3 separate regions of the Homo sapiens genome follow, and all the other regions are linked to region 1. The links are chromatin loops, found by intact Hi-C in ENCODE. Cell type or tissue: CD4-positive, alpha-beta T cell. All regions are shown on one strand. Region 1 holds the start of LOC124903171 (a long non-coding RNA gene). Region 2 overlaps LRCH1 (leucine rich repeats and calponin homology domain containing 1). Region 3 has its middle 160 kb from the start of LINC00562.

Evidence for each region. A loop is a pair of places that touch in the nucleus more often than their neighbours do. Peaks named below come from ENCODE experiments on the same cell type or tissue, not always from the same donor. Only the 100,000 strongest peaks of a DNase experiment are listed, where the experiment ranks them.
Region 2: a loop joins it to region 1, with 11 times the contacts of the local background. A loop is called at or near these places in 100 of 110 quality-filtered maps.
Region 3: a loop joins it to region 1, with 20 times the contacts of the local background. A loop is called at or near these places in 3 of 110 quality-filtered maps.

The regions. Positions count from the first base shown.
Region 1 is chr13:46,491,910-46,494,409 of GRCh38, reverse strand. It overlaps LOC124903171 (a long non-coding RNA gene), which reads right to left and starts at 1,574. Exons shown (of 2, transcript XR_007063786.1): 1 at 1,450-1,574; 2 at 1,142-1,367. In CD4-positive, alpha-beta T cell, a CTCF peak has its summit at 1,331 (motif pointing left); a DNase peak (open chromatin) is centred at 1,269.
Region 2 is chr13:46,720,163-46,722,662 of GRCh38, reverse strand. The region is part of intron 16 of LRCH1 (leucine rich repeats and calponin homology domain containing 1); the gene reads right to left. Among named protein-coding and RNA genes, the nearest start is that of ESD, 76 kb to the left of the region's middle. In CD4-positive, alpha-beta T cell, CTCF peaks have their summits at 1,125 and 1,325; a DNase peak (open chromatin) is centred at 1,322.
Region 3 is chr13:47,773,265-47,775,764 of GRCh38, reverse strand. No RefSeq gene overlaps it. Among named protein-coding and RNA genes, the nearest start is that of LINC00562, 160 kb to the left of the region's middle. In CD4-positive, alpha-beta T cell, CTCF peaks have their summits at 1,224 and 1,424; a DNase peak (open chromatin) is centred at 1,434.

The DNA.
Region 1 (2,500 bases):
GCCAGGACTAACACCTAAGCTCCTTAAGCTCCCAGGCCATTGCTCCTCCCGTAACAGCGTTAACAGCCCAGGTTTCATGGGAGATACATAAGTTACATGGCCATTCTCTGGTGTTCCTACAACATTAAAATGCCTTCCTTAGATCAGTGACCACTTTTGTTTGTTTGTTCAGCTGCTTGACTCCCCAACCCCCTACTCACAATAAGCTCCTTGATCCCAAGATCCATGTCTTTTTTTTTTTTTTTTTTTTTTTTTTTTGAGATGGAGTCTCACTCTGTTGCCAGGCTGGAGTACAATGGCACAATCTTGGCTCACAGCAACCTCCACCTCCCGGGTTCAAGCGATTCTGCTTCCTCAGCCTCCTAAGTAGCTGGGATTACAGACATGCACCATCACACGTGGCAAATTTTCTATATTTTTAGTAGAGACGGAGTGTCACCATGTTGGCCAGCCTGGTCTTGAACTCCTGACCTCAGGTGATCCACCCGCCTCGGCCTCCCAAAGTGCTGGGATTATAGACATGAGCCACAGCACCCAGCCAAGATCCATGCCTTTTTATCTTTGTATTAACACCTAGCAACTTGCCCAGCATATCACCAAACCTGAATAAGTATTGTTAAAGGAATAAACAGGCTGGGTCCAATGGCTCACGCCTGTATTCCCAGGGCTTTGGGAGGCCAAGGTGGGCGGATCACCTGAGGTAGGGAGTTCGAGACCAGCCTAGCTAACATGGTGAAACCCCATCTCTACTAAAAATACAAAAATTAGTTGGGTGTGGTGGCACATGCCTGTAATCCCAGCTACTTGAGAGGCTGAGGCACAAGAATTGCTTGAACCCGGGAGGCAGAGGTTGCAGTGAGCCAAGATGGTGCCACTGCACTCCAGCCTGGGTGACAGAGTAAGAATCAATCTCAAATAAATAAATAAATAAATAAATGAACAAGCCACCTATCAGCAGTTATAGGTTGCTCAGCCTTGAAAACAAGTATCAGGAAGAGGATGGTTCATTATCTTATTCGTCAGTCCTTGAATATTGGGTGGGAATCCAATTGCAAAGAAAATACTGTATCATTTTGTTTTGTTGTTTTTAAACCCAGATTTGGAGTTTGAAGAATAAATCAATACTCACATTCATGCAAAGTAATATAAAGATATGTTTCTAATTTTATTAGGGAACAAAGACAAACAATAACAACTTGTTCCTTTGGCCACCTCTTCATTTTGTACTTTGCAATGCCCAGATGCTGTTTTCTCAGCCGGAAAGATGAAGTTTGGTGCCCTCTTGTGGTCTTCCATTTTTTAAAAGAGAAATGCAAGAAGTTTTGTCCTGGGAAATTTGGATCCAGGAAATAGCATCTTGCTTCTCTCTGGAGGAAAACTGCTTCCTTGAGACTCATTGCTTCTGATACTAACCATGCTTTTAAACAATTTTAAATCAGAATATCCTACCTGCCAAAGATGTAGTCAGGGTGGTTGTGATGTCTTTGTTGGTAACCCAGGAATGTATTTGAGTCCTGCGGAGTTGCTCTAAAGAAAGAGAATTAACATACATGAGATCAGAATTAAAACCCTTTTATAATTCCATAGTGCTAGATCACATCCATGTGTCATATAAGGACCTTCATGATCCAGCCCACAAATTTAACTTCATTTTCCTCTCTCTCATGTCCTCCTCATCCTCATGTCCCCTTGGTTAAAAACATTTGTCTATTTCTCTCTTGGTGCCTCTACCTCCTCCCAGTCTCTATAACGGCTGACAACTGATTGTACTTTGCTTTGTATTTATCCGAATCCGTCACTAATGGTTGTGCTTTTGAGCACAGAGTTTTGGTCTTGAGGAAGTAACTACATATTCCCAGCCACCCAATGCTTAGCACAAAGTTGCAGTAAATGTCGATTGAATTACTATAAACTGAAGAGCAAAGCAGAAAATCATATGGAAGCAAAGAACAGTGAAAAACTAGTAGTTGTCTCCAAGGACTCCAAGATTCTTCTCCCTTTTTCACTGCACTATGTGATCTGTTATTTGGTACAGAGACTATAAAGGCAGCATCACTTCCATGAAGTCTGCAGATCCCCTAGACCAAAAGGAGATAAAAAGATACATTTTCCATGGCCACTGTATGTTTTTTAGAAAGCTTTAGTAAGTCAAACTAACCCCTTAATGTAATGGAAACCTAAAGAGAGCTGAAAGCACTGTGATATTCCTCCCATATAAATATATGAGGATGATAGGACTCAGTGTATTGATAAAGAAATGAGCTTAGAGAGACGTTGCTTGCCCTAAGCCACACAACCCAAAATTGATGGCATGCGGACTGGAATATGGACCCCTGACTCCAGTCCCATGCACTGTTCATCATGTGGTGCAGTACTTCCTCTGGGCAGGGAACTCTATTCCTGCACTGGACGTGTGGGCTCTCCGTGCACACACATATACAAAATATTTTAGTAAATGTTGAAAATTATTTACATACAGCAGGAGGCCATCACTAACCAG
Region 2 (2,500 bases), 230 kb before region 1:
TGGAGATGAGCAAGGACACCTTTTAGGAAGGCTGGCAAGATTGGAAGTAGCTGAAGGGCTCATGGCTGGCTTCAGGTTCTTGAAGTTACGACTTCCAAGAATAGTAACTAACAGCGGGGCATCCTCTGAAATGAGCTGAGAAAACACATGCCCTTCCCTATGAAGGAAAACACCTTTTAGACACCAATCAAGAAGGTAAATAATGTTCTATGCATCGGAGAATGACTACAGCAAGAGTTTTAATTAACTTTTTAATGATACAAAGCCCAGGGCAGACTTAAACTTGATTTTTTTTTTCTTCCTAGAGATTTTTATCCTTGCACATAAGATGGATGAAAGAGCTGTTCAGAGCCTTGGCTCCCCCATCCCACAGACTTTCAGATTGAGGTAGGGAGGGAAAGTCCCTCAGAAAATTTTGGGCAGAGAACTCCAATGTTAGAAATCCATACCACATAGAAGGCTGCATGGTGTACTGAAGTTACAGAAGTTTCAATCATGATGATTTAAACAATGCTGAATAAGAAAGAATGTGTAATTTTTATTCTACCCTGACATACATTTCCTATGGACCTCTTTAGAAGCTATTTCAATATTTCAGATTTCTAGAAATTAAATATGATTTACAAATAGAATACTTTGGATACAAAGACTTGAGTCCGCTCGGTGTAATCAAAAGTCCTGTGCTCGCCTAACTACAATATTTTAATTTCAATTTGTGCCTTTGAACATGCATTCTCCTTCTCACATCTCAGTATTTTCTTTCTAAATTAGTTCTAAGATTCTTGAATTCACATTCTGATGCTCTATGGAAGTTGAGAAAATTGACATATCTTAAATCGTCGACTTGAGAGTTAATGGAGAAAGAGGATGATTTAAGGTACGCAAGGCCTGTCGCCTTCTGGAATCTCAGAGAGGAGTCAGCTTGTGGCCTGGGGCCTCTGCTGGAAGCCACTGAGGGAAGTCACAGGCAAAGAACACCAAAGGCAGTCACAGGAGGGCTGTCACCAAGTCCCACAAAACCCAAACCTCACAGGACGTAGAACCAATTGTTTAAAAAGTAAAGCCAAGGTCAGTAAAAGGACAGAGTGACCAGGCAGGGAAAGATGAAAAGTTCACAGAGAAAAGGGAACTGAGGAAAACTCTGACAAATTAAGACGCATGGAAGAAACTGGAGAATGAATCACATTTTACACCATTTCAAGCAACACCAAAAAAGAGACATATATAAAAATATAAAATATAGAACTAATTTGCACCACCAAATTTACCAAAAAAAGGTCAAGAAATGCAGATAGAGTTGGATAATACACACATATGCCAGCAAGGGGCGCCTCAACACCGTTTAAACACATCGAATGTTTTCTTTGGAGCTGTTACTTTCCTTTGCCTTTTTTCTGGGGGTAATCTTATCTAATAATATTTTCAATATGTTTTTATTGGCAGATTTCAATCTGAATATGAAACTATCAGGAAGTTAAATGAACCATGAGCTTTTGTTCAACACCACATTGCCTTATTAGAGCCCTATGTGAGATATCAGGATAACGAAATGGTGTCTGGGTTTTACTTTCCTGGCATCATTTTTTAATTTTGCATTCCTTTGTATCTTAAAAATATAACATGCATGTGTGGGCATTTGCTCTATGAATGTTAGGCAACCAAAAGTGTTTTAAAAACCAATTGAACTGTATTTTTTAAAATGAACACTTAAAATTATCAGAAATACATAAAATGATCAGAAATAATGACTATATCACTATTAGTTTTCTGAATGTATTCATTACTATGACATATAAGAGAACTTAAGGCAATCTCTTTAGGCTCATAATAAATCTACCAAGTACAAAAGTGCTTGCTTATTTTGCTGGGTTTGTTACAACAGAATAACTTCACCGGGACCATTAAAGTACCTCTGATTAAATTACCTACAGTTTTTTCTTTTCTTTTAATTCCTATTTAAATAATAAATCCAGTGAACGGTCTGGGTCCAGGCTTCAGGAAATTGATCTACAAAAGAATTATTCTGCTTTTCCTTAATTTCATATCACTAAATTTCAAGAGCTCCCTTACTTAATCCAGAGGAATAAAATTTAACTTGAGGCCATGAGACAATATTAAGAAGCAGCCCCCACTGTGAGCATGTATTTTTCAAGTCAAATGCTCCTGTGACTGTTGAAGTGTACATAAGAAAAAAGATGGGTGAGAGAGCAGAGTGTGTGTTATGAGTGTGTTGAAAGAGGTGAAGAGGCGGTGATTGGTTTTGGGGGGCGGGTGGAGAGACACAGTCTCACTCTGTTGCCCAGGCTGGAGTGCAATGGTGCGATCTCGGCTCGCTGCAACCTCAACCACCTGGGCTCACGCGATTCTCCCATCTCAGCCTCCTGAGTAGCTGGGACCACAGGCCTGCACCACCATGCCTGGCTAAGTTTTATATTTTTAGTAGAGGTGGGGTTTCGCCATATTGCCCAGGCTGGTCTGGAACTTCTGGACTCAAGTGATC
Region 3 (2,500 bases), 1.3 Mb before region 1:
AAGCAGATGACACAAAGGCCTGACCACTTCTGACATATTTAGGACAATCTCATGTCAACTTGAGGGTACCTCCGGAGGGTTAGTCTGTGTCCATTGTTTCAATAGTATTGCTTAATTCCTGAACTGTTCTTTGTTGTTGTTGTTGTTGTTATTAATGTCTTTTATACTAAAATGTCCTTCAAAACTAGCTTGGAAAACACAACAGGATTAAATCCCAAATGTTTCTATTTCAAATGTTGTTTTTTTACTGATTTTTTTTCTCAAAACTAGCTTGAAAACATGACATGCATTACAACATGCTTAATTTTCACATTTTCTGTTAAAAATAGTGTTTTCTACCAGATTTTTACTCAAAAGTTGCTTGAAACTTCACTTCATTTTTATCCCAGCAGGCACTCTGTACTTTTCTGTTAAGAATTCTTTTATTAGATTCTCCCTAAAAATTAGCTTGGAAACATGATTTCATCACAACACATTTAAATCCCCTAGTTTTCAGTGGAATTTGAGTGCATTTTGATGAAAATAATTTTTACAAGCTGGATTTGAGGAAAAAAAATCTAGTATAAAACAACTTTTCAACAGAAAAGTGTTTAAGAATATTGTGATGATAGTCATATTTCCAAGGTAGTCAGAGATTTCTTATTAGTATTATGTGATTGATTTTCTTGCCTGTTATAATAATTTATGAATAGACTTTATATTTATGAATAAATTCAGTTCGGCATGTTTTGCTTGTATAGATGTCTAACATTATTTATGACCTGATACCTGTCAAAAGGTTGTCTGTCCTTTGGTGAAACTCTTGCCATCTTGTTCCCACTCTTACCTAGTCCTCTTCATACCCTTAAAAAACATCCTCTGCAGCACACAGATATGTGGTGATATCATCCTCTGATTTAAATTCTTCCCCAGTTTTATGTCATCCAGAAACTGGGTTTGACCCAGTGTTCTGCAGTGCTCTTGGGCCATACATCATCCTCTGCAGCCACACAGGCAGCCACACAGCTGTGGAGGTTGGGGGCCTGGAGCCCCCTTGGATTCAGACTGATAGTTTCTGGTGTATCTAGTTCCAGAGTTTCCAATATAATTCCTCTATAAAAAGGATTCCAGGGATCTTTAAAAAGGCTCCTCTTTCTGTGATATGAGTTGCAAATTTTTTTTCCAGTTTGAATTGCTATATATACAGTACTACAGGACAATTATGGCTGTAACTTCTTTGTTTTTCATTTTAACAGTAACAACAACAGAAAAAACCACAAGGTAAGCGGAACTCGCTAATGCCAGATTTGGAGGAAGTTCACAGCATCTTCCTTTTAGTGTGCTTCCTGATATTTTATGAACTCTAGGGACTTACATGTATGTAAGGGTTGCGATTAGTGAGGGAAACATGGAGATGGGTCAGATATTGTCATTACTTCTTGCAGCCACACGGTGTCACTGTGAACAGTCAGTCATTTTGACAGATGCTGCCAGCCTGCTTCTGGCTCAGGTCTGTGTAAGCCACTGAGAATCTTTAAAGGTTAGTCTTCAGTGGTGTATAACCCACTGTTTCTTTGTCATGTTTAGTAAAGGGTATCACACACTTGAGTTCTTAGGGATACAGCTTTTGACACCCAATTCTTTCTGGCCCATTGAAGTCATTTTCCAAGGCACCAGAAGCCCCAAGAGCACTGTTAACAAACTGACACTGGAGTCTGCTCCTTGCAAAACAATGCCTAGCCAGGCACGATGACTCATGCCTGTAATCCCAGCACTTTGGGAGGCGGAGGCAGACGGATCGCCTGAGGTCGGAAGTTCAAAACCAACCTGACCAACATGGAGAAACCCGGTCTCTACTAAAAACAGACAAACAAACAAACAAAACCAAAATTAGCCGGGCGTGGTGGCGCATGCCTGTAATCCCAGCTATTGTGGAGGCTGAGGCAGGAGAATTGCTTGAACCGGAGAGGTGGAGGTTGTGGTGAGCTGAGATGGTGCCATTGCACTCCAGCCTGGGCAACAAGAGCGAAACTCCATCTCAAAACAAACAAACAACCCAACAAAAAACAACAAAAAACAATTCCTTAGGTCTCTTTGCAAATTTATATTATTAGGGATTGGGCAACTTTTACCCTTTCACCTCTTGCACTATGAAGGGTCTCATTGCATTAACTTTCTTGAAGTTTAGGACTATCTACACTTCCTACCTTAACAAGGTAGGAACCCCAACACCTTCCCTAAAAGTCTTCCCTTCCATGGTGGTTTTCCTTTCATGCTAATTAAGATGAGTTCCTGTCATTCCTTGCTAGATAAGAGAATGACTTTTCATCCTCCTCCAGTCCTTCATGTTTTACTCATTAGCAGCACACTCTCCAATTGATCTTGATCACTTCCTTTGAGAAGTTAATGTCTGTCAAAAGAGAAAAAGATATAAGGATATCATTATTTTATACTTTGATAAACATAACACTTTATAGCTTATTTTTTCCCCTTGTGTTTCAACAAAGTGAAAACGTCTTTA